Regions from separate parts of the Homo sapiens genome. Here all the other regions are linked to region 2. A link is an interaction called in ENCODE POLR2A ChIA-PET data of the cell type or tissue named here. Cell type or tissue: MCF 10A. All regions are shown on one strand. Each heading gives the region's core, and the rest is flanking DNA. Links, peaks and the distances in the headings are about the cores only. Region 1 has its middle 10 kb from the start of LINC00384. Region 2 has its middle 22 kb from the start of LINC00426. Region 3 has its middle 16 kb from the start of LINC00365.

Region 1 (10,191 bases), core at 3,100-8,099, 250 kb after region 2:
TGGCTCACAGCTGGGCAACTCCAACCCCCCATCTTCACAAGGCATTTTCATGTGTGTGTTTTCACAAGGCCATCTTTTTATCAGGACATGAGTTGCCCTGGACTAAAAGCCCACCCTACTCCAGTATGACCATATTTTAATTTAACTCGTCATATCTGCAATGACCCTATTTCCAGATAAGGTCACACTCAGAGGTAGCGGGGATTAGGACTTCAACATATCCATTTTGGGAGGCACAGTGTACTCTCTAACAGATGTAATAATAGTTTAAAATCAAGATGGAACATAAAACAAAGGGGAAGTAACTTTGACTTACAGCTGGATGGATGTCACACAACCCCTAAGGGAAAGGCATGAGAGGTGGTTTCTTCCTTGGACTTTGCAAACACAAGTGCCAGCCCAAGGCTCCCCAGGGCCCTCTAGGGGAGTCCTGCTCAGAGCCAGGCCCTAGAAAGACTTCCTCAAGTGCCTCAAACCTCCCAGTTCTGCAACATCTGCTTGGGTTAAATTTGATGTATTGGCCATTAGCCGCCTCCCCAATGACCCCCTCCCCATGCCACCCCCTAAAAGTAACCCAAAACAAAACAACAACCTTATGATGGCCAGGATGGCTGTATAAACGAGTTTGAAGAGAAGAAAGAGGGTGACACACAGAGATTTCTCAAGAGCAGAAGGGAGGCAGAGACAGGCTGACTTATTGTTGGTGATAGAAATTCATCTTATTAAGGAGTAATGAACGGTTTTGCTTGGGAATTAATCACCAAAGCCTTCTCCCTGGAGTAAGAAGAAATAGAAAATGCCAGAATAAAGGCGTGCTGGAGAGGCTGTGATGGCAGCTCTAGCAGAGGCTCCTGATGGGGGCTGCACACTGAAATCATGTAGGGGGGATTTTAAAAAGACCCATGTTCAGCTACGCCCCAGACTGATGACAGCAGAATTTCTGGGGTGGGACTCAGGTATCTGTACTTTTCTAAAGCTTCCTAGGTGATGCCAATGTGAGGCCCGGGTTGAGAACCACTGAGCTAGAGGGTCGCATCTAGCTCCTTGACCTTCTCCACCGTGAGGCAGGGGCAGGTGGTAAGAGCAGCCCATCTGCCTGTCACCCTGCCGAGCCTTCCGTGTATTTCCTGCTCAGCTGGCATCAGCCAAGTGGACACTTCTTTCTGGGGTCTTTCATTTCTTAGCCCTGTTTCCTCTCCTCTGGTGTTGGGGTGAAATGAGAGATTCTGGAAACTTTGGTGAGATCATTTTGAGTGTCTCTTCTATATAGAAAGACCTATACCAACTGTAAAAACAAATTTTTTTTTGAGACAAGGTCTTGCTCTGTTACCCAGGCTGGAGTGCAGTGGCATGATCATAGCTCACTGCAACCTCAACCTTCCGGGCTCAAGTGATCCCTCCATCTCAGCCTCCTGAGTAAGTGGGACAGTGGGACTACAGGCTTGTGCCACCATGCCCAGCTTTTTTTTTTTTTTTTTTTTTTTTTTTTTTTTTTTTTTTTTTTAGACACGGGGTCTTGCTGTGTTGCAAAGCAGCTCTTGAACTCCTAGGCTCAAGTGATCTTCCTGTCTTGGCCTCCCAAAGTGTTGGGGTTGCAGGCATGAGCCACCATGCCCAGCCTAAAAACAGACTTCTACTGCAAATAAATTGGTACAGCAGCCTTTCCTGAGCCTTAAAGCATTCCAGTTCCCAGAGGGTAGGGGTTCAGCATGATATGAGACACAGTGAGGCCCAGGTGTGGGTGAGTGTCTGTTTCATTCCTTACTTGGTGATAAACACAGTTGAAAGCTTGATGGTTTCTGTTCATATCAAAATGTCCTCGGGTCAAAACAAGAGTAAAGCGAGTGTGTCGGAATGTCCCTGGTAACAAAATGACTGTGTCAAATTGACGAGAATCCTCTTGAGAGAGGCCTAGGGGACAACTGGAGGCCTGAGTCGGAAACAGCCTCTGCCAGGGGGCCGCTCAAATCCATATCCTTCTGCTGCTGCATAGACCAAGCTTGTTCCCTGCGATCTACCTGTTCTCGCTTGAGTCTATAGCCACATTGAGATAAATTGCACAATGGATGCTGATCGGGGGGATGTTTTGAGAGCTGGGTCCATGCCAACAACTCCAGAGTAAACTGAAGGCAGCCAGCTGGGTGGGCACAAGCCTTCGTAAACCAGATCAGCTGTGGCTGCAACAGAGTCTCTAGGGGTCATGAGCAGCCTCATTCATACCAAGGAAAACCTCGGGCCACATCTGGGCAGAGGTTCTCCCCAGACCCCCCACGGCCCCCGTAATGACAAATACTTTTTGTCATTTGTAACTTTCCTTTATTTTCCTGAAATAGATTTTTAAAAAATCCTTATATTACTCTAACATTAATATAAATAGAAACTATAAGGAAAGGAATTGATAATAATACATTCCACTTAAAAAAATATAAAGGCTCAGGCATGTCTAACCAGACAACCTAACAAGGAGCTCAGAAGCTTGGACATACGTGTAAAGTCACTATGAATGGGACCACAAATGCAGACTGAACTTTTCCAATCACAAGTCGGATGCCATGAGCGGAGCCGCTGTTGACATGTATTTCTGAAATTGTGAACAGCTCTTGGGAGGGTTCTGAAATAAACTTGGTAGTTGCACTTCTGAAAATTTCAGTTTATATTTAAACAGTTCAAAAATGCTTCGTGTTTTTATGTAAAATGCAGTTTGTTTCTAAGCTTAGATGATTGTAAACATCAATATCCCAAGGACTCGAGAAAACTCTTCATTGTGTGGGTGGTCCCTCACGTTTCAGGACGTCTAGTGTCCCTGGTGACATTCCTGCATTATGGCTTCTAGAAATGTCTCCTTCCCCAAATGGTAGTTCTGTCCCCGCTGGGAATCAACTTACATGGATGGTGAGTCTTTGCTTCCTAAACCTCAGTCTGGCGAAGAGCTTGGTGCTCGACCTTCATTTCACCTTCTTTTCTTCTTCCTCTTCTTCCTTTTCTCAGAGGGCACCAGCAGCTCTCTGGCTTTCTTGGGGGTGGTCAGCTCTTCACTCATGGTGGTCTCCTCACTTCCCTTCCCTGCTGCAGTGGAGAAGGCTACTTTCTCTTCCAATGACCACTGATTTTTATTTGATTACCAGAAGACAGCAGATCTTGTCTTGAAAATCTTGGACCAGTTCCCCAATGCTGTGCTAGACAACTTGTGAGTGGCACTCCCAGATGTCACAACCAACAATCTCCTGAACACCTTCTCCTTCCAACTCAGCAATTACTGTTAGTTCTACTATCCTTAGGTCTAGCAGTGTAGAAGTGTTCTTCCCCTAATTTCTCTGAAATAGACTAAATAGTGGACATGAAATTTCTGCGTGTATAAGAATGACCTAGAAAGTGTGCATGAATTTCAGATTCTCAGGGCTTGCCCCCAGAGATGTGAATCCAGTGAGTGTGGGAGCCTGCATTTTTAACAAGCAGCTCCAGCCTGCACTTTTTGAGACACTGTCTGGTTCTGCAGATGGGTGTGGAGGTGATAAGGTCTTCATCAAAATAGACTGGGAGGGGTCCACCCCGGTAATTAGGGACTCCAAAGTGGATATCCACTTAGGGTCTTGCACCTTGTCTGGGACACTAATACACATGTATATGGCACGGGGGGTGGTGGAGGTCTGTGGCACAGACTTCTATGCATTCTCCCCTCCTTTTAGAACTTACCTCAGTTTTTTGCTGGGCACAAGACAGTCTGCCTGTATTAAAGACTACATTGTCCAGACTCCCTTTCAGCTAGGCATGGCCATGTGACAGAATTGTGGCCAATGGAATGTAAGCAGAAGTGGTGGCTACAACTTCCAGGAAGTGGAAGTTTAAGAAGAGGGGCTGTGCCCTTTTATTTCCTTTCTCTTTCCTACTTGCAGGAATAGGGTGTAGATACCCTAGGAGACCTCAGGAACAGAAGACACAGAAGATCTGCTGGATGGAAGCAGCCTGGGTCCCTGGCTCTGCAGTCTCCATAACTGCCTGGGATGTACTGACCAACTCCAGCCTTTGAGGGAATATTAGAGAGACAAAGACTTCCATCTTGTTTAAGCCACTGCTATTTTGTTTTGATTTTTTCAGTGACTCATAGTTGAAGCCAAAGTTTCCTAATACTTTGTCTCAGCTGAAAATGAACCAGCGCTCGGCTTAGGATTTAGCTGTCAGGAGAGCTGCCCAAAGGGTCTGAAGTTCCTTCTGGGCAATTGCTTCCCTTAAAGGAAGAACGCGGTCTCTCCCCACCCTGCACCCCATAGGAAGAGTGTCTGTGGCCATCAGTTCCCTGGCCACATTTCTTCTCTGTCCCTGCCTTTCCCACAGTTCACACACCCTAAGATTGAGTCTGGGGTCAGGTGGCTGGGGGTGATGGTGGAGGTCTAGATAAGCAAACCAGGCAGAAGAAAGGGGAGGGGTGTCAGGTGCTTCTGGCATTGGCTCAGGATCTGAAGACTTTGATGCATCAGCGGGGCCCAAGCTTCCGGTGAAAATGGGGTGCCCTTCCCAGATCCAAGGAGGGCCCCAGTGCCCCTGACACTCCCTTGGAGTAGCCTCAGGACAGCAGCCACTGCTTGCCAGGAGCTCACAGCCTCAGGAACACCAGCAACAGCAGGAGCACAGGAGTGGGAGGAGTCCCAGTGGGCAGCTTGGGGTGCTCCTGAGGGCACCTCACACATCCTTAGAGACCCTGAGAAGTAAGCCAGGGAGGCCATTCCAGGCCCTGCAAAACATCAGATGGAGCCGGGGCAGGAGGGACACCCAATCTCAGGGACGTGGCTTGGGGAATGCAGGCCCCTTGAGAAGCCTTGCTGGGTCTGTGTACAAGCTGGTCTGCCAGGCCACATGTGGACACCCCCCTGTGGAGGACGCGCCCCGCCAAGCTCTGCTCCAGCCACCTTCCCCCGCCCACTGCACACTTCCCCGGCCGCTGTCTGGTCTGAAGGACGTGTCTGTTTATAAGAGGCTCTGCTTGCCCTGGAGGTTCAGAGCATGCTTTTCCTTTTCCCTCTGCATGTGCGCACACCTCCGGCAGAAGCAGAGAAAAGGGCTTAATGACTCATGGAGACACATGCTTGGCAGCTTCTTCTGTTTCTTTTCATGTGCCAAACAAGACACCCATGGAAATGGCCCTGTGGTTTTTGAATGGAGGCCCTATAAAATCACAACATCTGATATTCCTGATCTAGGGACTTGCAGGAATCCTGAAGCTGAATTCCAGAGCAAGGTTTCAAAGAAAGCCTGCAGGAAGAGGCAGCTGTGACGGGGCTTGGCAAGCAGGCTGGACTGGTAGCACTTTTGTGGCTCCCTGTCAAGGGCGGTGGGGTTGGATGATGCCCTCTGGGACAGAGTTGAGGGTTGGAGCATTCTCTGAATATTTCAGGAAATCACCGACTGTGACCTCACGGCTCTTTGGCTGTGTGTTTTCATTAAGCTTAACCTGTGTCTGGACTGATGGAGAAACTTGTGGATTCCCCAGCAGAATACTCAGCTGGGGTTTTAGACCACAGGAAGCTATTTTCATGGTTAGAAAAAAAGGATCTGGGGCTGGGTGTTGGTGGCTCATGCTTGTAATCTCAGTACTTTGGGAGGCTGAGGCAGGAGGATCACTTGAAGCTGGAAGTTCAAGACCAGCCTGGGCAACATAGTGAGACCCTGTCTCTACAAAAAATTTTTAAAGATTAGCTGGGCGTGGTAGTGTGCACCTGCAGTCCTAGCTACTTGAGAGACTAAGGCAGGAGGACTGCTTGAGCCCAGGAGGTTGAGGCTGCTGTGAGCTATAATTGAGCCATGGCACTCCAGCCTGGGTGACAGAGCAACACCCTGTCTCTAAAAAAGAAAAAAAAATGCATAGCTGGTACCATCCTCCTGAGCCTTTCCTATCATATGTAGAGATCTCCTGGCAGCCCCTCGTGAGAGCTGTTCTTTCCTCTCAGAACTGTCTTTTCTGGACTAAAATGTCCAGGAGCTGCTTCCAGGTTGCCTGGGATACCAAATGGCTTAATAACCCTGATGAGGCTGAGAGAGTATAAAACGATGATCAAAAGGAGCATCTGCCCTCGAGATGTCCTCTGAGCTTGGCAGAAGATTTCATGTTTGAGCAAGTGAATCATCTGACCTGCGAGCCACCCTCTAAAAGCCAGGGTGTGAAAGAAATCAGGCCAGGTCAGAGAAATCAGGCTGCGGGCAAATGGGGATGCTAATAAAAATAGGAAACGTGACATTCCACTGTACCTGTGCTCTTATTCATAAATCCGAGTGCCTCCAGAACTGTGAGATGTTCAGGTGTTTGGAACACATGGAGCCCCCCCTTTCCGTTCCCCCCACACATGTCCGGTAATTTATCTACACATCTGACTATGCAGACCAAAGGAAAAGACCATCTCGGTCTAGCAATGACAAGGTGCAGAACACCTTACTCAGGCAAAACACCTTCCCTCTCTGGTTCTCAGTCTCTTCAGGTGAAAATGAGGGGGTCTGACTGGCTGTTCTGTGGGTTTCCTTTCAGTTCTCAATGCTTTATGACTCCAAGATTTTTTTCAGATCAATTTCTTGAGACAATCAAATATTGACTAAGGCAGGCGCAATGATAAGCACTGGAGATACACGGTGAATACGACGGTATCCCAGCTTCAGAGCCCAGTGGGTAACACAGGTGCAGAAGTCAATTCTTAGAACCCAGTGAGGTGAAGGAGACCAGAGTGACAGGCAAGTTGCTTATGGGCGCACAGAAGAGGGTGTTCTGCTGAGTGTTCAGGGCAGGACGTGGGTGCTGCGTCTGGAGGGTGGGTAGCAGGCCTCCTGCAGGTGGTCACGAGCTCCGACAGGGGATGGGAAGTGGGGGTCTGCACATTGTTCATTACGAAAGAGGAACGAGGACATTCCAGGACCTGAGGCTGAGTGGTGAGGGACCTTGTGGCACGATCAGATTTGTATTCTCAGGTCATCATGTGGGCAGCGTGGAGGCTGTTTTTTTTTTTTTTTTTTTTTTTTTTTTTTTTTTAAGACGGAGTCTCGCTCTGTTGCCCAGGCTGGAGTGCAGTGGCGCCATCTTGGCTCACTGCAAGCTCCGCCTCCCGGGTTCACGCCATTCTCCTGCCTCAGCCTCCCGAGTAGCTGGGACTACAGGCGGCCGCCACCACACCTGGCAAATTTTTTGTATTTTTAGTAGAGACAGGGTTTCACTGTGTTAGCCAGGATGATCTCGATCTCCTGACCTCGTGATCCGCCTGCCTCGGCCTCCCAAAGTCCTGGGATTACAGGTGTGAACCACCACGCCCGGCCGAGGCTGTTTTGGAGGAAGCAAGACTGAGAGCTTGGAGACCAGATAGCAGATTGTTACTGTAATCCGTGTGGAAGCAAGTAATAGCCTGTGCTAAGGAGGTGACGTAGAAGGAGGTGCGGGAGGAGGATGCAGCTGTGGGAGGAGGTGGGGTCTACAGGGCTTGGGTGGTTGATGGGATCTGGTGAGCGGGTGAAGCGCAGGAGTCAGGATGAGGCCTGGAGTTTAGACGACCAGCTGGACAGCGTAGCCATTGGCCTGGAGAAGGAAGAGAGAGGAAGAGCAGATTCCGGTATTGGGGTGGGTAGCTTACCTGTGCATTTGGGATCTGCTGTGATGAGGGTGACTGGAGGGCGCCCGGGTAAATGGATGTGTCCAACAGAGAGCTCAGGACATGCGCCTGTGCATTGGGAGACCGATGGGACCAAGACACAGACTTGGGGGTTGGCAGCACACAGTAGGCTGCATAGAGATGAAACTGCCTGAGGAAAGTGTGTGGAGGGAGAGGAAGGCACCCCCAGGCTGGGTCCTGGGGGTGTCAAGGTTTGGAGATAAACACTGGAGGTGACAGATACCCTAAACACCCCGACATGATCATCACACAGTCTAGGCATCCATCAAAACAGCACACGTACCCCATAAATACATGCACTTATTGTGTATCAATAAAAAAGATTCGCAGAGCAGAATGAGTAAGGATAGTTAACAAAGGAGACCCTCTCAGCCTAGAGGAGGACGGGGACCCAGGTATGACATGAAACCCAAGGGCCACAGTTGAGAGGGAGAGCGGCCGGACATCAAGCAGCACTGAGAAGATTCGGCAGAAGCAGCGGAATTGAGCGATGGACCAACACCATTCACCACCTCAGAGGGTGGAAGAGAGTCTCTGAGAGGAGGAAAGAGAAGAGAGAGTGCCCATGCTGTCCCCACTTTTTTAAGAGTTAGCAACAGTGTATTGTACATTGTATTTGTTTTTTTTTTCTTTTATTTTAAGTTCTGGGATACATGTGCAAAATGTGCAGGTTTGTTACATAGGTATACATGTGCCCTGGTGGTTTGCTGCACCTTTCAACCCCTCATCTAGGTTTTGAGTCCTGCACGCATTAGGTATTTGTCCTAATGCTTTCCCTCCCCTTGCCCCCCACCCCCCGATAGGCCCTAGTGTGTGATGTTCCCCTCCCTGTGTCCATGTGTTCTGATTGTTCAACTCCCACTTATGAGTGAGAACATACGGTGTTTGGTTTTCTGTTCCTGTGTTAGTTTGCTGAGAATGATGGCTTCCAGCTTCTCCATGTCCCTGCAAAGGACATTATCTCATTCTTTTTTATGGCTGAATAGTATTCCATATGTGCCACATTTTCTTTATCCAGTCTATCGTTGATGGGCATTTGGGTGGGTTCCAAGTCTTTGCTATTGTAAATAGTGCTTCAATAAACATACACGTGCATGTGTCTTTATAGTAGAGTGATTTATCATCCTTTGGGTATGCCATCAGAGTGAACAGGCAACCTACAGAATGGGAGAAAATTTTTGCAGTCCACCCATCTGACAAAAGTCTGGTATCCAGAATCTACAAGGAACTTAAACACATTTACAAGAAAAAAACAAACAACCCCATCAAAAAGTGGGCAAAGGCTATGAACAGACACTTCTCAAAAGAAGACATTTATGCAGCCAATAAACATATGAAAAAAAGCTCATCATCACTGGTCATTAGAGAAATGCAAATCAAAACCACAATGAGATACCATCTCGCTCCAGTCAGAATGGCAATTATTAAAAAGTCAGGAAACAATGGGTGCTGGCAAGGCTCTGGAGAAATAGGAACGCTTTTACACTGTTGATGGGAGTGTAAATTAGTTCAACCATTGTGGAAGATGGTGTGGCGATTCCTCAAGGATCTAGAGCCCATGCCCCTTTGAATAACATGAGCAGCTCTGCAGGAGTGTGGGCCATCAGCCGCGGGCTTATCTGCCCAGCCCATGCACTTCCGCCCTCGCCTGCCACTGTTCTGTAGTCCTGTGAGTTCCCCTGCTCCTAAGAAACTGTGTTTGGGAATGTCACAGATTTCCTCCAGTAGGAAGATGCCACACTTGGCCTCTCTTGACTCGGAAATTCTTGTCTCCCTGAAGTTCTCAAGTCACTCCTAGAGCACCAAGCTTCAAGCTGGCTGTGCTTGGGACAGAGGTCAGGGCGAGCCCAGGCCAACACACCCCAAGTCTCACCTCCCTCCAGTACTCCCCCCACATTCACACAGACTTCATTTTGAAAAAATCTAAGCCTACAGAAAAGTTGAAAGAATGGCACAATGAATATATCCATTGTCTGGATTCATGAATTAACATTTTGCCACATTTGTTCTCTCTCTCCCTTTTCCCTCTTTTTACCCTCCCTCCTCTCTCCACAGAAATACCCCAAGAGGTTCACAGTGACACCTCACCCCATTATCGGTGACGCTAACTTTGATAGCAAGTAATGGCAGCTCAGTCTTCCAGGGGAATGACATCTTTTGCATTTGTAACTGATGAGAAATATGTGGAGTGTTGCTTTAAGGTCACGTGAATCTCCTGTTCCCCAGCACCCTTCAGCAATGCTTTTTGCATCTGATGATCCTGCCTGAGTCATTTATGATGTTGGTGGCTGCAAAATTCAATCCCTTTGCTTTGTTTTGGGCACCACTGTAGATTCGTGGATTTTTTTTTTTTTTTTGAGATGAAGTCTCGCTCTGTCGCCCAGGCTGGAATGCAGTGGCGCAATCTCGGCTCACTGCAACCTCCGCCTCCCAGGTTCAAGCAATTCTTCTGCCTCAGCCTCCTGAGTAGCTGGGATTACAGGCACCTGCCATCACGCCCAGCTAAATTTTGTATTTTTAGTAGAGATGGGGTTTTACCACGTTGGCCAGG
Region 2 (10,191 bases), core at 3,419-8,418:
ATTTGTGTACCTGTGCCTGGTAGCCTCCCCACGACTTGACGATTTGAGCGTCTGAGTGACAGGGCCATCTTTTTCATTTTTCTATTCCTCGGAGCACCCTGCTCAATATTTTACATTTAGGTACTCAATGTGTGGTTTGAATTGAATTGAATGCAACAACTGGGATTTAGATTTGCTGGATGAACCACTACCCTGTGTACCCTCAAAAATACACGAACTTGGGTAAGTTTCACAACTAGGCTGGAGTGGTTGTCAACAGTGAGCCCATGAAAAGGGCTACACACAGCCTGAAATTTTCTAGATAGTCTTGGATCAAAGTAGCCTATCTTGTTCTCTGAGTATATGTACACTTTTTTTTTTTTTGAGACCGAGTCTCGCTCTGTGGCACGATCTTGGCTCACTGCAACCTCCGCCTCCTGGATTCAAGTGATTCTCCTGCCTCAGCCTCCTGAGTAGCTAGGACTACAGGCGCCCGCCACCATGCCTGGCTAATGTTTGTATTTTTAGTAGAGACAGGGTTTCACCATGTTAACCAGGATGGTCTCCATCTCTTGACCTTGTGATCCACCCACCTCAGCCTCCCAAAGTGTTGGGATTACAGGCATGAGCCACTGCACCCAACAAATTTTACACCAGAGGTTTCTAATTTGGGACTTGGAAAGTTAATGGCTATATCTGTGGCACATCAGTATAACAATAATGACAATAATAATGGTAGCCAATAAACATTTGTCAAGTGCCAAGCGCAGAGTTAAGTAAGCGCTCTTTCCTGTAGCCTGACAATTACATGAGGCACTAGGTAGAGAAGTTAGGTGGTATCTTTATTTGTGGCTTTACCATTCATATGTTTTTCCTAATGACTTTTTGGACTCTGACCTGAGGCTCTTCATTGCAGGCTCAGCCCAGGTCTGACTTGGTTGAAGCAGGAGACAAGTTTGCTGGAAAGCTGAAGGAGAACTCTCCCACATCTGATCTGCTTTTGGGTTTATGGGTTGATCAGAGTTTTACTCACAGCAACTGTCAGCTGTTAATAAAGACAACAATTTGATCCCATCCTAACCACCAGCTTAACTTCTTCCAAGGAGGCCTGTGGTTTTTCCAAATGAGGGTTTTCTTTCTTTTCTAGCAACTCAAAATACCCTGTTTATTTATTTTGTTTTATTTATTTGTATTTTATTTTTACCTTGCATTCAAGCTAACAAGTTATGGATCCTATTTACTTAGAGTTATTTAGTACATGCTTTATATAAGTGTGAAATATTCTTGACCGGGCGTGGTGGCTCACGCCTGTAATCCCAGCACTTTGGGAGGCTGAGGTGGGCAGATCACCTGAGATCAGGAGTTTGAGACCAGCCTGGTCAACATGGTGACACCCCATCTCTACTAAAAATACAAAAAAATTAGCTGGGCGTAGTGGTGTGCACCTGTCATCCCAGCTACTCAGGAGGCTGAGGCAGGAGAATCACTTGAACTCTGGAGGCGGAGGTTGCAGTGAGCCAAGATCACACCACTGTAAGCCACCCTGGGCAACAAGAGTGAAAACTCCGTCTCAAAAGAAAAAAAACGTTTGGAATATTCTTTATGGTTTCTTGTAACATGCCCTATTCTATTGTATGTTGTCATAAAATCAAGGCAGAGAACATCTGAAACTTGCTGTCTCATTTTCTCCTATCATGCTTCCTGGGACCTTTTTCCTTCATATCCCATCAAGCCCAGCTCCTGTGCTAATACTCCATCTAGAATTTCCCATAACCTACTGCAAAATCTGTTTCTTAATAGGTGAGGCCAGGCGTGGTGGCTCATGCCTGTAATCCCAACACTTTGGGAGACCAATGTGGGAGGATCACTTGAGCCCAGGAGTTCAAGACCAGCCTGGGCAACATAGAGAGAATCTGTCTCTTTTCCATCGAGGCCATCAGTTACTGTCTTCTAAAGAGAAGGCAAGCCCATTCTCCAGCCCAGGACAGAAAATTGCAGTGATGGATTCACTCATTCCACAAATATTGATTGAATGTTTTCTCTGCAGGGCACGATTGCAGGTGTCAGGGATGCAAGAGTGATTAAGAGAGAGGGGGCCCTGCCCTCATGGAGCCTCACTCCAGAGGGGTAAGTCACCTCCAAGAGGCCAAGCCCTGGGGCCTGATGGGGCTGGGAGAGTGGGGGTAGTAGGGTATTACTCTGATGGGGCTGGGAGAGTGGGGACAGTGGGGCATTACCCGCATGGCTACAATGACCAAGGGCCCTTCTCTCCTGGCCACTAAGGACTAATTAATTTAGCAGCACATGCTTCAGAAACAAGAGTTGAACCTTTGTTGGGAGATACGGGTGGGATCTTGTTTCTTAGGGACCTTGTAAGTCGGCACCGAGGAGTTCTCCCCCTCCAGCCCTGTTTCTGATCCTGCACCAAGAGAAGGCTTTGTGTAGAGGCCACTTCGCTGCTGTCAGCATGACTAAAAACACAGCACAGCTACTCTGGAGTGATCACTCTGTGAACTTTGATCAAAACATTGCACTATTCCAGCATGAGCGCCAGCACCTTCCCCTTCCCTGTTTCCCCATAGCCAGTCTCAGAGGACACTCCGGAGACTCTGGCAGGTAATGCCCAAAAGGCCAGCCTGTCCAAAGTGCCAGAGGGCCGAGGGACAGTTGTGGGGAACCTTCCAAAGAACAGCATGCCAATACTGCTTATGTGCCTCATGAGAGAGGTGTAGGGCCTCTCCTGCTTTGACAGGGCCTAACGTGGGTCTGTGACTGAACAGAGAGCAAAAGCGTGCCCTGAAATTGGCAGAGCCTCTGCTATCCTGAGTCAGCGCTGGCCAGGAGGTCAGGAAGGGGGAGACTGAGAGAAAGGATACAGCTAGCATATTCTTAGTGAAATCTTGGCTGGATTTTGACAGACATTCAATGGCTTCTCTTCCCTCTAGACGTGTAGCCCACACCAAAGGAAAAGGAAGATGGTGAGCTGAAACAGAAGTCAGAAATGCAGGCAAGATATGTCTGCTGGCTAAGGATGGTATTTTATAAAAGCAGCATTGTCTCAGAGAAGGTCCTTGACATACATGTCTGGTGAGCAATGCAGATATCAGAACTTAGGCCCCCAAAAGTGGCCCTATGGCCATCCCTAACCTTGACCTATGCATTGGAAAGAGGGGCACAGTTCATGATGGAGGAAGGGACAGCACAGTCTCTGACCCCAAAACTTAGGATGAGGGTATACTGTATTTTTTTTTTTTTTTGAGACGGAGTCTCACTTTGTCACCCAGGCTGGAGTGCAGTGGTGCAATCTCAGCTCACTGCAACCTCCGCCTCCCGGGTTCAAGTGATTCTCCTGCCTCAGCCTCCCAAGTAGCTGGGACTACGGTGTGCACCACCACACCCGGCTATTTTTTTTTTTATTTTTTTATTTTTAGTAGAGATGGTGTTTCACTATGTTGGCCAGGCTGGTCTCGAACTCCTGACCTCAGGTGATCAGTCTGCCTCGGCTTCCCAAAGTGCTGGGATTATAGGCGTGAGCCACCACGCCCGGCCATATACCATATTTTGAACTAAATTTCTCCCAGCCTATCTCAACAACACTTGCCATAGTTCCTTGTTTTCCTGAGAGAGATAGTAACGGCCATCTTCCCTCTGTAGAAGGAGAGCCTAAGGCAGAAACAAGGTACCATGTCCAGCATTAGTGAGTCTTTAGAAAATCAAAGAATAAAATTTATGTCTTTTTCAAGCTCACCTCTTACAAAGACCTGAACCACCAACAGGGTCAGAATGGCACAGCCTCAGCCAGACGTGGTGGCTCATGCCTATAATCCCAGCACTTTGGGAGTCTCAGGTGGGATTGCTTGAGCCCAGGAGTTTCAGACCAGCCTAGGCAAGATGGTGAGATCCATCTCTACAAATTATTTTTTATTTTTTTGCCAAGTATGATGGCATACACCTGTAGCCCCAGCTACTCGGGGAGAGGCTGAGGTGGGTGGATTCCTTGAGCCCAGGAGTTCGAGGTGACAGTGAGCTTTGATTTCACCGCTGCACTCCAGCCTGAGCTACAAAGGGAGACCCATCTCTAGAAAAAACAAATGGCACAGCCTCTATGGAAAGCGGTACGGTGGGTCCTCGAAAAAATTAAACAGAATTACCATATATCCACCAATCCTACTTTTGGATATTTATCCAAAGTAACTGAAAGCATGACTTCTATTGAAAGGAATTGAAAGGAAATAATTGAAAGGAACTCATGCAGATAATTGTATACCCAGGTTCACAGCAGCATCCTTCACAATGGCCAAAAGATAGAAGCAACCCGAGTGTCCATGGATGGATGAATAGATAAAATGTGGTATACATACAATGGAATATTATCCAGCCTTAAAAAAGGAAGGATATTCTGACATATGCTTCAACATGGATGAATCTTTAAGACATTATGTTAAGTGAAATAAGTCAGTCACATAAGGACAAATACTATGTGACTCTAGTTATATGAGTGTCTAGAGACAACAGCAGAATGGTGGTTACCAGCGGGTAGGGGAATGGAAAATGGAGAGTTAATGTTTAATTGGTCCTAGGCTTAGTACCTGCATGACGAAATAATCTGTACAACAAACCCCTGTGACATGAGTTTGCCGGTGTAACAAACCTGCACATGTACCCCTGAACCTAAAATAAAAGTTAAAAAAAAAAAAAAAAGAAAGAAAGAAAAGTGCCCTTTGCGGTTCCACACAGAGGCGCCAGCCTTGGGCTGAGAGAACTCACTGGTTTGATGGTTATTGGATCGCTCATTAGAGATAACCAAAGCTATTGTTCCTCCCTGATCTTGCCTCTGTAGTTGAGTCATCACCCTTAGAGGCAGAAGAAAGCAAATTATAGCAGGGCTTCTTCAGCATTGGGGTGGGGAAAGTATTAAAACATGCATGGTAAAGATGTCACCTTCTTGGTCGTGGAAAAGCCCTCCTGGGGTAAATCTGCATATATTTGCATATATATATGCACGCATACATCCTAACCTGAAGGGAACATCCAGCTCTTCTCACCTACAAAAAGATGAATCCTTCTGATGTCTCTTTTACAGGGTATGTGGACAATAAAAATTTAACTATTAATGTTGTAGAAATCTAAGGGAAAAAAATCGCAAAATGAACGTGCCATTTAAATTTTAAATTTAAAAACGTCATTTTTAGTGTAAATTCTTTATAGGTAGATAAGAGCATATCTTGAAGACTTTTTAGGAAGGGAGAAGGGGAAATAGTAAAAGGTAACGTCAATCCTAAATCTTTATTTGAAAAGGAGACTGGATCTGTTTTTTTCTCTAACATCAATCCTAAATCTTTATTTGAAAAGGAGACTGGATCTGTTTTTTTCTCTAACATCAATCCTAAATCTTTATTTGAAAAGGAGACTGGATCTGTTTTTTTCTCTAACATCAATCCTAAATCTTTATTTGAAAAGGAGACTGGATGTTTTTTTCTCTAACGTCAATCCTAAATCTTTATTTGAAAAGGAGACTGGATTTGTTTTTTTTTCTCTAATTGTGTGCTGGGCAGTAGTTCTACCTTACTGTACCAAGGGGACTAACAGGGTTTGGAGAAACTAGGCTTCATCTTTTTCCAGGATCATCAGACACTTTCCAGGGGGAAAATGGACTTTCACTTTGGAAAATATAAAATCGTGTTTGTTTTACCTTACGAAACAACTGGAGCCTCTGGAAGACGAGGCTGTACGGTGCGTTGTGTAACCCGCCTGGGGAATCACGTTGCACAGACAAGTCCCACAGGCTTTTACTGCAATAATAAGCTTGATCTTCTTATTCAAATACAAGTAACAACCACAGCCGGCTCCAAGTCACGTGTCCAGGTCACATGGCACACAGACGCAGAAGCCGACTGGCAATCATTAGCCAATGCTTACTACCAGGAAGAAAATCCTGGCATTAAAGACACGAACTCAGTTTTTATAAAACAACCAGGACTGCAAGAGAAGGCATTTGATGTGGGGGTAGGGTGTCATTCTTGTTAAGTGCTTTCCAAGGAAAGGAAAAGAGCCAACACACACTCCCTCCTTTCGCTCTTCTCCCAGAACTTTCCAAACTTGCCCAGCGTAGCCGCCTTTTCCAAACCTGGAGGAGTGCTGGGCTGCAGCATCCGCAGCTCAGGTCTGGGAGCGAGAGGGAGGGGCGGGCTGACTTGGCTCTGGGTCCTAGCCCTTGGGAAATGGAGGGCTGAATTCAGAGCTGAATTTAGTAGAAAGCCAAGTTTTCTCTTCCTTATGAAATTAATGCTTCTGGGTCGATGGAGTTTGGGGAGGGGCGAGGGGTGAGAAGAAGCACTGTGAGCTATGGGGTCCGTCTGGACTTTTTGTTAACATGAAAAACAACATCCAGAATGTGGCTTCTTTAAGTTTTTCTGTGGTAAGAACAGAAACTGCAAGGACTCTGCCTACCTGAATGTTTCCTTGTTCAGCCGTTTGAATTTAGAAAGAAGTTCTTTCACTTTCTCTAACTTGTATAGTGTTACTTTGTGCTTCCAAAAACTGCAGTGATCGAACTGAGTTTGTTTAATTTAGTGTGGAAGTGACAATAGTGGGTGTGAATGAAGAGTTTAGAATCTGCTGGAGGGAAGGGGTAAAGTACAGATAAAAGGCTTTAACGGAAAATTGACAGCCTTTTTTTTTTTTTTTTAACAATCTAGGCGTGTTTTATTTCACAATGCACAGAAAGTGCTTTACCCAAACACTGCAGAACAGACGCAGCCTTAAAAGAAAATCTATTGGTATAGTCAGGATTCTCAATCCTATTTCATTTCGCTCTTTTCAGAAAGAACAACCATACAAAGAATTTCACTGTGTCACTGAAATATAATTATTTCACAAAATTTAGTTAGGAAGTTTGGTTTTCTCCCTCTTCATCTTTTTCTCCATCCTACCCTCTTCAAAAAGCTAAAATACGCCTGTAATCTCAGCACTTTAGGAGGCTGAGATCAGGAGTTCGAGACCAGCCTGGCCAACATGGTGAAGCCCCATCTCTACTAAAAATACAAAAAAAATTATCTGGGCATGGTGGTGTGTGCCTGTAATCCTAGCTACTCGGGAGGCTGAGGCAAGATAATTGCTCAAACCCGGGTGGCAGAGGTTGCAGTGAGCTGAGATTGCGCCACTGCACTCTAGCCTGGGTGACAGAGTGGGACCCCGTCTCAAAAAAAAAAAAAAAAAGCTAAAATAAGAGCATGTGAGCCAAAGGGGTGAATCTAGGTTTCGTAGGTCCTGAAGCTTATGTAATTTGGAAGGAAGAGAATATAAATTCAAACATACAAAATTAGGTATTAAAGTATCACTAAATTTAGAAAAACATATAATTAACTGACTAACATATCTCTAAAATCCTTTCTATCCCACATTTTGGGGCAGATATTCATTGATGGCCTCTTATGTTCCTGAAAGGTGAGAACTTTCATCTTGACCAGTGATCCGTTTAAGTGTACCTACAATTGTACAAGTTTGATGATTGGAAAGCTTTGCCCCAGACTCTTGTAGGACCCTATTTCACATCTTGTTTCCCCCCCTTGCTCTGGGGACATGCACATATCATGATATGATGCTTGAGTCTGAGCCTTTACGACTCCATGCCAGCTAAGTCGGAACGTAGGAATATCCCCAGAAACCTTTTCTAAGCAGTAGCTTGGCTATACGAAAGTGACTGCATCAACCAGGAGCAGTGGCTCGTACCTGTAATCCCAGCACTTTGAGAGACTGAGTTGGGCAGATTGATTGAACCCAGGAGTTTGAGACCAGCCTGGGCAACATGGCCAAACCCAGTCTCTACAAAAAAAATCCAAAAATTAATTGGGTGTGGTGGTATGTGCCTATAGTCCCAGCTACTTGGGAGACTGAGACAGGAGGATTGCTTGCCCCCAGGAGGTCTAGGCTGCAGTGAGCCCTGATCACACCACTGCACTTCAGTCCGGTGATAGAGCGATACCCTGTCTCAAAAGAAAGAAAGAAATTGACTGTATCAGTATATCATAATCAACCCAAAACTAAAGGTAGCTCTAACTTGGGTTCTTTTGCTAGGTCCCCAAAATGCCCATGGCCATTCCAAAGCCACCCAAAAGGAGAGGAAATGTGGCCAAATGGAAGTCAAGGTGGAAAGAGGCAGTGATCTGAAGCAACTAAACATCTTACCATTGCAGAGTTTATAACAGTGAGTGACCATATGCATAGGCTGCTGGGGCCCTGGCTTGAGCCTCCCTGCGGGACGGGTGAAGTGAGAAGCCTGAAGTTTCATTTTCATTAACTTCATGGTAAATCTTCTTCTAGGGACCCCAGGTTCATAATAAGTATTTCAAAAAGTGATTTTCTGGGCTCTAGAAAAGTTGAATATGCTTGTTTAAGGTGAGCTTGCTCTCTGGACATATCGTATGGAATAGGTTGTCAGTGTAAATTCTACTTAATAAAAAGCCTCTATTGGGATCGCAGGACTCAGCCCCAGGAACAGTTCCTCTGTCAGCCAGGCACCCGGGAAAACCATGTGCAAGGAAAGGGAGGAGGGGAGCAGGAGGGACGACTTGGCTCTTGTTCCAGACTAATTTTGTGCACAGCCCCCTATCCAAGCGCTGGATTACACGTATCACACCCTTTGCTTCTCAGGACAGCCCTGCATAGTGACTCTTATTATTTCTCCTGCTCTACAGATGGGAAATGAAGTCTCAGAGAAATTGTTTTCTGCCTACACATGGTGGAAGTATTTCAAAGCTGGAGTTCAAAACCAGGTGTGTCTGCCTCCCCCCAACTCCACTGGTGCCTTCATGGCACAACTCTGACCTTGAACCTTGGGTGAATCAAATGCAGCCCATGCCTTGTGTTCCTTTCCATACTGGAGCTGACTTTATTTGCAGCAGTATGTGGTTATAGCTCCCAGCTCTTTAGCTCTGTTCTTGCAGACCATGATCTCATTGCCTGCTAAAATAATAAGCGAGTGAAGCCAACAGGATTCCCTGACCAGTTTTAAAGTTCCACTCCTCCCCATTGGATGGTAATGATCTTTCCTGACTTTCTCTGCCGATGCCCCCTTGCCCTTACTAATGCCATACTTCACTCTGGGCATGCCCTTCACTCTGGGCATGCCACCCCATTGACTGCCTCTAGACTAGGTCCTATGCCTTTGCCTCACGCGCAGCAGAAAGACTCACCTTGCTGAATCACTCCCTTAGTTTGTCAGGACAGTATTTTGATTTTGGAAAGGCTTATCAGCATGCTGTTTGTCTGGGGGAAAGGAGGCTGTCAGTTCAGGCAATCTGTAGATGTGTTAATTAGCTGGCTGGAAGAAGCCCAAGTGCAAGCATCAGCATCTCCCCTTGCAGAAGAGCTAACCCATCTGATACCATTTCTTGACTGGTGTCCGCCATGCTAGCCATGCTTCATTCCGGGCCGGGCTGTGGACGAGGGCTAACGAGCATTACTGATTTTTTTAGCTCAGAGTTTTTCAACCTCAACACTATTGACATTTTGGGCCAGACTGATGGGTGGGTGGGAGAGCTACCTGTGCATTATAGGATGTTTTGCAACATCCCTGGCTGCTACCAGGTAGCTCCCCTCCCCACTCCCACCTAAGTTGTGATGATCAAAAATAGCCGAATGTCCCCTGCGGGCCAAAATCACTCCTGATTGAGAGCCACTGCTTGAGATCTATCAACAGACTTTGCCATCATCAGCATCCAGTTCTTTAGATTCTTAAAGCAGAGTTGGGAGGTAGCGTGGTTTTTGATATGCTGATAGGAAGGTGACGCAGAGTGGGAGAGTTGTAAACTGGACACAGAGCTAATTCTCTTGGACGACAGTATTGTGAGGAAAAAAGGTAACAATACCTTTGAGTGTAGATGCATACTCATTTCCCCACGGTCAGAGTGAATCTGAGACAGGTGGTGCCTGAAAACTTCAACGTAGTGGTTGAGAGTTCTGTAGTCAGAGACTGGGTTGGAATCCCTACTCCCTAATTAGCCGTGTGACTTTGCACAAGTTACTTTAACTATGCCTCAGTTTCCCTATTTGTAATATGTAATACTAATATCTATATAGTAGAGGTGTTTTAAGAATTACAGCCAGGTGCAGTGGCTCACACCTGTAATCCCAGAACTTTGGGAGGCTGAGGTGGGAGGATTGCCTGAGGTCAGGAGTTTGAGACCAGCCTGGCCAACATGGCGAAAACCT
Region 3 (10,191 bases), core at 2,140-7,139, 270 kb after region 2:
GATTTACTTGGGCATCTGCTTCGGAGACCCCATGTCCTCAGGGTCTGGGAAGGGTCAAATTGCCCAGCCTCTAGACACCATGATTCCCTTCATCCTGGCATCACCACATCACCATCCTGCTACTCTCACAGGAAGCTACATTTCCCTCAGTTTCCAAGTGTTCATGTCTCGATGACATGAGTGGATTTGCCATCCATTCATTGATTGAGTCATGAGCCCTACAAACATTCATGGGGAGGGTCCTGTTGAAGAAACTTCACATTATGCCCTGAGGTAAAGAGGGGGGAGGTCAGAAGGGTGTATTCGGATGGCCTCTCTGACTTCCTGATGCTAACAGCTTTCTCAGAGGTTATTGTGAGGCCCAACCACTATCATGCTTGGAAAGCTCCCAAGGCGGAGGAGAGGGGCATGTGGTGAGGACTGTGGGAGGGTTATTGCCTCTCCTGCATGCCACTTCCATCTGTCTATGGAATAGCAGTTACAATACCTGCATCTGCACCAATGATGCTTCTGCTGCCTTCCCAAGGATGGTGGAGTGTGAAGTGCTATGACCACCCTCAGCAATGAATGTTCAAGAATCACTCACTGATCACATCATTTATGATTAAGATTTGGACACTGATATATAACAACTATTAGTGATTCTTTGGAAGACTGGTATGCATTTCTAGATTCTATTCACTTAAAGTTTTAAAAGTTTTAAGCAATTGGCTGGGCATGGTGGCTCACGCCTATAATCCCAGCACTTTGGGAGGCTGAGGTGGGTGGATCACCTGAGGTCAGGAGTTGGAAACCAGCCTGGCCAACATGGCAAAACCCCATCTCTACTAAAAATACAAAAATTAGCTGGGCGTGGTGGTGGTTGCCTGTAATCCCAGCTACTCGGGAGGCTGAGGCAGGAGAATGGCGTGAACCCAGGAGGCGGAGGTTGCAGTAACCCGAGATTGTGCCACTGCACTCCAGCCTGGACCACAGAGCGAGACTCCATCTCAAAAAAAAAAAGAGCAAGATGAAACTTCATGAAGACAGACCAACAGCATGGAAAAAAAGGATGACTAGAAAGGAGAAAAGTGAAAACTGCAGGAATAGTCAAACTGCAGAGCCAGATGGGGTTCATCAACCAGCGATATGCACATACAGGTTCTGAGACAGGAAATGTGGGCTGCAAGCATGAGCAGAGCAAGATGGGAGAATCTTACACCTATTCAATCAACACAGTGGTGGTTTGCTAATAATTACACAGACGTTCTGCCAAGCCATACACCCTACCTGCTACAGCTAGTTAGTGTTGCCATTATCATCACTGTTGCAACTGCAACCTTGAGAAGTTCAGGGCCTAGTTGGGAAGACATACCTAACAAGCTGTAAGAGTTCCTTGCCCCCTTGCTGGCCAGCCCAGGGGCCTTTACCATGTTCTCCCCACATCCGTAAATAAACTTCCTCCGCTACACTGTAAAAAAAAAAAAAAAAAGAAAAGAAAAAGAGTTCCTACAAGTTAATTAGTATAACAGATGTCTGAATAATCGACTATGTGATGCATAAAAGAAGTAACTTCTGGGGGTCAGGGAAGATTCTGGAGGGGCAGGGACATTTGAACTGGGCCTTGAAGACTATGTAGGAGTGCATGAGGTAGAGAACAGGAGAAGTGTATTCTGGGTAGGGGAATGGGGAGCAGCATGTGCCAAGACCCAGATCATGGAAGAACTTGGCAGGTGTTGAGGAGTGAAAGATTAGTGTGGAAGGAGATAAGGGAGAGTGTGTGAGTTGGATAGCATATAAAGCTAATGAAGTATGTTACATAAAGTTCATGTGAGCTGGGCTAACACATTCCAACTCTGCTATGTTGACAACAAAGGTCTTTAAGCAGGCAGTAACAGAACTGCCATGCTCACTGGCTAACTTCTGAATTCAGAGTCTCGCTCCCAGGCAAGTGAGCTATTGAGGCTGCCCTGGATGGGTTGGCATCATTTTGGGCCTGGTCTTCAATCATCCATGTTCAGAGACTGACTCTAAAACACCGTGTGATTTCTACTGGGGCAGCCCTGCCGTAATTCTTAGTGCCTCATGGTTTGCTTGGAGGCCCTAAAAGTGCCTAGAGGTTCCATGGGTGACTGAGTCCTCAATCAGATCTCTTGCCCCACTGAAGGAAATGGTCCCTTCTGACCAGTGACTGACCACCTGGCTTCTGGGTAGAGTTCAGTGTTGAGAGAAGGAATGAGTTGGGTCTTCCATTGGGCTTGGCGTTTTGCTGCCATAAATGGAATCCCAGCCTGCAGCAGCATCTGACACTCAGAGGTGACTGAATGCTAAAGGCACTTTGGAGCTCCCAAACCATGTTGGTGCCGGGGAGTGGGAGGAGAGAGAGGCCCCCTCTCTCAGCTTCAGGGGGATCTACGCAGGAAGTAGCCCAATGGAGTAGCGGTTGGAGTCTTCATTTGGAGTAAATCTAGGTTTGACTTCTATCTCAGCCACTTACTAATGAAGTGACCTCACGAGTGATTCATCCTCCTTGTGCCTCAGGTTCTCCTCTGTAAAGCGGAATGGCAATAGCCTTCTTATTAGGTTCTAGTGCAGATTTATTGCAATTTAATGAAATAACATATAAAATGCTTAGCATAGAGACTGGCATCCAGTAGTTAATAAATGGTAGCTGTTACTGACTTATTCAAGATAAGGTCTCTTTAGTGACAACCTCTTTCCTCCTCATGATTCCCAGCCTTCCGCCTGGCTTTGCTTCTCTGTGTGCCTGGCAGCTGGCTGCCACCCCTTTGTCAACTCTGGCTACTCAGCTTTGCTGCCTGGAAAAGATCTGCAAGGCTCCAGCCTCTAATAGGGCTCTGATCTAGCCTCAAAAGCATGAAGTGTCAAGACCTGGTGAACAGCTCTGGAGCTTTGGTGCAGCACAGAAGCTCTCGGGTGCACTGTCGGCCTTTGGCTGGCTGTGGTTTATGGGTTGGGTAGCTTTATAGCTTGTGGCCATGCAGGAAGAGATCTTCACAGCCCTGTTTTGGGAACACCATTAGGAGCTGTGGGACTGATAATGCTGCCTGGAAAAGCAGGGACAGGGAGCCAGGGAGAATCCTCCTCCTGTCGCACCCTCTGGCTGGGCTTAGGAAAATGTCATCCAGAGTGAAAACTTAGGGATAAGCTCAGATGAGATTGTTTCTGGAGGTCATGATCAATAGGGCAGTGTGCAGGCACCTATCTGAGAGCTTGGAGTTAAATCGGTGTGCTCCCCATTGCCTCTTCTAGGCTAGGCCTTTAGTCCACACGTAGGGTAGGACTCATAGAAACACTAGATTCCAGTTCTCTAAGTTCCAGCAGCAGGCGAATAAAGTGGCATTGATACAGGTAGAAGCCACACAAGATCAATCACATTCTGATCAATAAAAAGAGGACTTTCACGAACACCCAACACTCCTCAGAGACGGACAGGCCCCGTGAGGGCTTCTAAGCATCCTAGGCTGGGTGAATTCAAGCACAGAGGGTGGGCAGCTTGCAAAACAGACATGCATTTTTGGGGTTTACACTAATTTGGGCTTTGAAATGCTTCAAACCATGAAAGGCTCTGGTGGAATACATTTAGAGACTGCATTTCTTTGCTCTCACTGTGTGCCTTTGGCCAAACCTTAATATTGCCAGGCCTCAGGTTTCTCACTGTAATAGGAAGGGATTCAACTGGGCGATTTCCACAATTCTTCCAGCTCCCAAATCTATCAATTACATGTAAAGATCTGGGAAAAGAAATAATAGAAAAAAAATACACTTTTTTTTTCTTTTGGGAAAAGGTTTTACCTTTCTTTAAAATTGAAAAAGGAAAAATTTTGGAGAATGCATTTTTGAAATAACTAATAAAATCTTTCAGCTAAGTTATTTGCTTATTATTCCCATCCTTGATTCTTCCAACATTGCTTTTTAAAATAGACAATTAGAATTGTTTTATGTTACCAGTTCCTTCCAATTCCTGAACTCCGGGAACATTCTGTACAATGCAACCCACAGACTCCCAAGCAAGATGCACTTCTATGAGCTTCAGAAGATGTTTTTATTGTTTTGCCCAGGGCCTCCTTTGCTCTGAAGTATCCTTGCCAAGCCTATGAGAATGACTCACATCGGCCAGCACCTTTTATCCATCTACAGTGCTTTTCCAAGCTGCATTTACAAAGCAAACACTTCACTCTCCTTGTGCAATACCTAGGGGTGGGAGAAGTGACTGGAAGCAGAGAACCCTAGAAGTTCAACACACACACACACACACACACACACTCACACCACACACACACAGCTCAGGGCAAAGTGACTCTCCAAAGCAGTTAGGTACCAGCATTAATTTACAGAAGGCAGAAAAACATTCTCCAGAGGACCAAGCTAATGCACTGCTGAAAACTGGACATTAGGATGGAAATGCATGATTTATAGAGTGTCTATTCCGTGCCAGGCACTGCTGGACTTGCTACATATGTGAATGGAGAAGCAGGTGCATTTACTACTTAGGTGGGATGAGTGACGGAAGTCATGCAGATTATGGGTCACTGAATGAGGGGCCTTGGACAAGTTGCCTACGCACTCCATGCCTCCATTTCCTCATCTAGAAGTACAGATAACAATAGTCCCAATGTTATGGGATTGTCATAAGAATTAAATAAGACATGTAAATAACAGTGCAGTGCCTGGCTCAGACTAAGCACTCAATACATGTTAGCACTTCTTGTTATGTTTTCTTATTTAATCTCCGCAAAATCCCTGTAAATTGGCAGTGTTAGATCTATTTTATAGATAAAAATATTGATGCTCAGAAAAGTGGCCTACTTATCCTGGTGGCTCAGGAAGTGAGTGAGCTTAGCCCCAGGTCCTCTCGCTTCCGGGATAGTTTCCGCCTGCAGCCCCAAGGAGGGTCCTCGGCGCCCCAGGAGCAAACAGACCGACTCCGGCCTCTCAGCGCTTTCCACATCTCTTCAGGGGCTTGCACTTTTGTTCTCTCTGCTGAAAGAGTGAACCGACCGTGAATGGCCTTCAGCCACTTCCTCACCAAACCCTGGACTTGGGTCTGTTTCCAAAGATGGTTGCCGTGCATGCAAAACACTCAAGCATCACAAAACCAGACAGAGCTTTAGAGATCCTTTCAAGAATATCCCACGGCTTCTCAAGAGGACAACCGGGGCCCAGAGAAGTGGGCACCCAGGTCACATCTCAGAGCTGGACCAGAATCTGTTCTCCTGACAGCTCCTCCGAGGGTCTTCCTGCGATGCCTCCACACCTCGCACAGGCTGGTGTTCCTTGTTCCCATCTGGTCTTCAGACTTCCGTCTTACTTGTCTTTCCTTCAAAGGCCGTCTCTGTATCTCACCCAGGGAAAGCATTACTGCTTTCAAGGCCCTGGCTGCACACTGTCCATGCGTACATCACCTACTCAGTGCTGGGTGCATGCCAGGCTCCACTCTGTGCCCAAGGAGACCTGTGAGTGCCCAGACAGATGGTTCCCTGCACTCCCAGAGTGAGAGGAGGAGACGATAAACAAGTAAAATATGCAGAGACGTGAAATCACCAGCGGTTTGAACAAGTGCGCTGCACGTGATGCAGAGGCTGGTGTGGTGCCTGGGTGGTGCCCCAGTGGGGACGGGTGGTCAGGTCACCTCTCTGGAGCAGGGCTGTTCCGTCTAAGGTCTAAATCATGAGGTGAGCCATCCTGTTGAGGTGGCAGCAGCTCAACCCAGGCAAAGGGAAGAGCCAGCGCCGGGACGGCAGACCAGAATGAGACCTGGGAGTGCCAGGGGAGAGTAAGGGGCGGGAGGAGAGGGTCGGGCTGGAGGTGGATGTGGCAGGAGGGCTAAGGTGTCCTGAGCTCCCATCAGGGCTGGCCTCTTACTCAGAGAACTGCAGCAGCCACGGTGGGTGCAAAGCAAGGGAAAGACATGGCAGAATTTACTTTTTGAACATAACTAGTGGCTACTGTGGGGAATAGATTTTAGGGGACTTATTAATAAGCTTTGCCATGGGAAGATACGTCCCCAGGTTTACCAAAGCCTACCATGGTTCACATGTGAGTTCTTGCTCACATTTCTGGAGAGCCAAGGGCCCTGCTGTGCTCCAGCTGCCTTCTCTCCCCAGGACCAGGCTGAAGGGGGAGCCCCTGACACAGGTGGAACCAGGGCCCACGAGCCCTGCCACCCGCAACCAAAGCAAGTCCCAAGGCCCAGGCCAAAGTGGATGAGGCTGAGAGGGACAGTCCTTTCAGCAAGAATGAAGGGGTGCATGGCTGCGAACCATGACATGGCCACCCAGGGAGGCAGGCGGGACCCAGGAGCCAGGGAGAACATGGCTGTTCGATGGAGGATGACGGTGGCTTAGGCCCCATGAGGAGCCTGGCGATGGACAGAGGAGAAAGCTCGGAGGATGTTTGAGAAGTCAAGTCAATATATACCGTGTGGAAAGGGCTATCGGGAGAGAGGAGAATCAAGAATAACTTCAGATTTTTGGAATGAGTCATCGAGTGGATGGTGGTGCCACTCACAGAGACAAGGATGGCCAAGGTCAGCTTGGTCATGTCAGTGAAGGCGCTCATGAACCGTCTACATGGAGACCTCCAGGAGGCTGCTGGGCCCCAGAGCTGCAGTTTTGAGGGAATAGGGGAGAGACGACCGACTGCCTGCCTTCGTTCAGGTTTCCTGCCCATCCTCATGTGTCCTTTCAGAGGAGGAGAATTTCTGAACATCTGATGCCATGGAGGTGGAAGGAGCTGGTATTTTTAAAGTAGGAAGTATTAGGAAGTAAAGTTAAAATATTTATGAGTTTTCAAGGTATTTATAGTTGTAGGTTCCTTTGTGAGCTTAGGAGCACACAAGTCAATGAAGGAGGGCTTGTAGGCAGAGGCCGGCCTGGTGTGGGGTGGGCTATTGGAGCCCAAGCACTGTGACGGCTGTCCTTGGCAGGGTGGGAATCAGAGTAGGGAGAGGAGGACGAACCTCCCCAGGGAAGCGGGCCTGATGTGGGTGTCCCCACAGGCAGTGTGAGTGCAGGGTGCGTGGTTGTGGGGATGGGGGTTGGCCACCTACAAGGGGATTGGTCAAATGAAGGGATATATTAAGGTTAATAGGAATCCAGCTTCTCACTGTCAGGGAAAGGAGGAAAACTAGAGTTTCCAGTTGGATTAGAATTGGAGGTATTTGTGGGATCTCACAGTTTTCAATAAATAATGTATTCATCTTCTTGGGCTGCTCTCACAACATACTGCTGATTTAGTGGCTTAAACAACAGATATTTATTTTCTCACAATTATATTAGACACTATAATTTGGTAGTTAAGCCATTTTTAAACTATAACTTGGTAGCTATAGTTTAAAAATACTTCCTCATAAAATAATGATTATAACAAAGAGGAAATGAGTGATCTTCCAGAGAACATGACTGACACCAATCTAATGAGGTGATTAAAGTGAACATTATTAGTAATAGGACAAATCAAAATTTCCTGCCGCCTGATAGGATGCAATGAGAACACAGCATTGCATTTGTGAGATTTCTTCTGAAGATGTCTAACCTGTATGCAATCACAAGGGAACGTCACACAAACCCAATATGAGTGACATTATACTAAATAACTAGCTTGTCATCTTCAAAGTGTGGAGGTCTTGAGAGACAAGAGAAGACTGAGGAACACTTCCAGTCTGAAAGAGACCAAGGAGACAGAGCCTGCTAAGTGATTCAGAACCGGGTCCTTTATCTAGAGTGGGCCAAATGATGAGGCTTGAATGGGGTCCAGGGTTCTAATGCATCAACATTAATTTCCTATGTTGGTGGTGGCACGTGGCTATGTAGATGCAAGTCTTTGTTTGTAGGAAATATGCATGAAAATATTCAGGGGGCTGGTGCAGCAGATCGGCTATGCTGCTTATTCTCAAATGGTCCAGGAGCAAGAAAAGCTCTTTGAACTGAGCTTATAGTTCATGACTTAATAAAAAGTTTAAGACTATTTTATTCATATTTCATAAATCATAAAGCTGAGAGACCTTTCAGTCTAAATCACCTAAATTTTAGAGATGAGAAAACTCAGGCCCAAAGAACTTAAGTGAACTCCCCAAGGTCCCACAGCTAGTTAGTGAGGAAGCCAGCCCTGGTGCCCTTGCTTCCTGTGGGCTGGACCACAGAATGTTCCACTACATGCCCCTGAGGCTAGGGGACACCCAAGAGAAGAGGAATCATGAAAGCAGTTTATCTAGAGCTGGAAGCTCAAATTCATGGATAAAGATATTCAAGCACAGAGAAGCTAGGTAGCTTTACTGGACTTAGTTCCTTTACTGTGTATCTGGTACTACTTACTCTGCCCACATGTAGTCATCCTTTTCACAGGGATCATGCCAACGCTTTGCTAAAAAATGCAATCCTATGTCTAACGAAATTCCTTGACCTGCTAGTTTGGTAGCTGTATACAATTTATTCAAAATGTTGTGTCATATTTAGGTTTATAACCCATAATAGACTCTTCATGGTACCACTTTCTTTACTTCTGCTCATAAGTCATCTACTTAACACTCAGTTCTAGAATTGCCTTGGCAATGGATATAGCACTTGAGTTCTGCTTAGTTTGTTCTTAGAAGCACATGGTTGGGTTCACCACATTCTTCAGTTCATGATGCACTGGATCATTGGCTCCTCAGAGCCCCATCTCATTCATTCATGTGTGCAGGCAGGCATTTATTTTATTGGCCTCCATTCCCCATTTCTTTTCTCCTGTCCCTCACAGGCAACTATTCTAATGTGTTCCCTGTTTGTAGTTATCAGCATGTGTTCTCTCAAAAACAAAGTGTTTAAAGGCACATATCGTTGAAGGCACACAAACATCCTCTAGCTCATCACTTCTCATTTCTTGACTCAACACTATCCTTTCAAAGCTCCGTTCATGTTGCCGCGTGTACATGTCGTCTGTTCCTCCCAACTCTGATAGAGTATTTCAGAGTGTACCTTTTTCACTTGTGCTCCTCCACCTCCATGGATGACACCTACTGCCACAGAAAGAACTGCAGCAAGTCTCTTTGTGCATGGTCCCTTAGGGTGTGTGGAAGGATTTTTTCTATGATTCATGTCCAGGGGTGGTATTGTTGGGAAATAGAAGACAGGTACATTTAATTTGATGAAGTATTGCTCTCCAAATTGGCTGTACCAGTCTACAAACCCCCAGCAAGGCCCAAGAATTCCAACATTCCTACATCCCCACCACCACTTGACATTATCCAGTTTCCTGGTTTTGGCCAGTTGAGTGAATAGAAGTGATATCTCATTGCTATTTAATTTGTATTTCTCTACTAATGAGTTTAAACATCTCTTCACATGCCTGTTATTCAGGGGGGTTTCCTCTCCTGCAAATTGCCTCTTCTGAGCCTTTGTTTTTTGAGCAGAGGGGGTTTCCATCATTTTTGTTGATTTGCAAGGTTCTTGCATATTTTAGATACTGTTTCCTAGTTATTTTTGACATTGCAAGTGTCTTCTCCCAATCTTTCATCTGTCTCATAACCTTGTTCTTCTTTGAATAGAACCCTTTGAGTGGGATGTGTTCAAATTCATTAAGCTTTTCCCTTATGCTTTGCACTTTTGAGGTTTTGTTTAAGAAGCATTTCCCCACCTCTAGGCCTCCAAGATCCTCTCTGGGACACTGCAGCTGCTTTCAAATTGAATGTGACAACAAGCACATGTTGTGTGCTTTGCACCTGCACAACCTCTTCCTCATGGTTGGACCTGCAACTTTAGCTTCAAGCCTGGCATCTGAGTCTGGGCCTCTTATCGATGAGGATACAAACCCTTCCCTACTGTTGTCCACACAATCCTCACCAGCATGTGTTATGCTTCAACCCCAGATATTCATGCCCCTCCTGCACCTCTCTGCTAATGTCACACTTTCTCCTTTTTCCAAAGTGCTTTTTGCTCTTCCCTTCACTAGATTTGGCCATCTTTCAAAGCCTGCTTCTTCAAAAACAAAACCAAAAACTGGTGAATCTAGCCTTCTTTGATCCCTTTGTTTCTACCCTTTTATCCATATTTTAAAAATCATGATTGGAACCTTATTTCCTAACGATTACATGTGTGCTCTGCTTTCTCCCTGGGGATCATCGTCCATCTTATATTTATTTTGCCCATGGCTCCTGGGCAGTGCTCTTAGGAGGCACCTAATAAATGCTCTCTCTCCAAATTCAAGCTGCTG

The links. ChIA-PET counts read pairs that join two places held together with the same protein. Peaks named below come from ENCODE experiments on the same cell type or tissue, not always from the same donor. Only the 100,000 strongest peaks of a DNase experiment are listed, where the experiment ranks them.
Region 1: POLR2A ChIA-PET joins it to region 2 with 7 read pairs; 4 of 35 experiments call an interaction of 5 or more read pairs at or near these places.
Region 3: POLR2A ChIA-PET joins it to region 2 with 6 read pairs; 2 of 35 experiments call an interaction of 5 or more read pairs at or near these places.

Annotation. Positions count from the first base shown.
Region 1 is chr13:30,137,804-30,147,994 of GRCh38, reverse strand. No RefSeq gene overlaps it. Among named protein-coding and RNA genes, the nearest start is that of LINC00384, 10 kb to the left of the region's middle. RefSeq lists an enhancer at 1,541-1,970. In MCF 10A, for the core only: no CTCF peak of the experiment used is centred there; DNase peaks (open chromatin) are centred at 4,144, 5,044 and 5,404.
Region 2 is chr13:30,391,263-30,401,453 of GRCh38, reverse strand. No RefSeq gene overlaps it. Among named protein-coding and RNA genes, the nearest start is that of LINC00426, 22 kb to the right of the region's middle. In MCF 10A, for the core only: no CTCF peak of the experiment used is centred there; a DNase peak (open chromatin) is centred at 5,793.
Region 3 is chr13:30,119,805-30,129,995 of GRCh38, reverse strand. No RefSeq gene overlaps it. Among named protein-coding and RNA genes, the nearest start is that of LINC00365, 16 kb to the right of the region's middle. In MCF 10A, for the core only: no CTCF peak of the experiment used is centred there; a DNase peak (open chromatin) is centred at 4,145.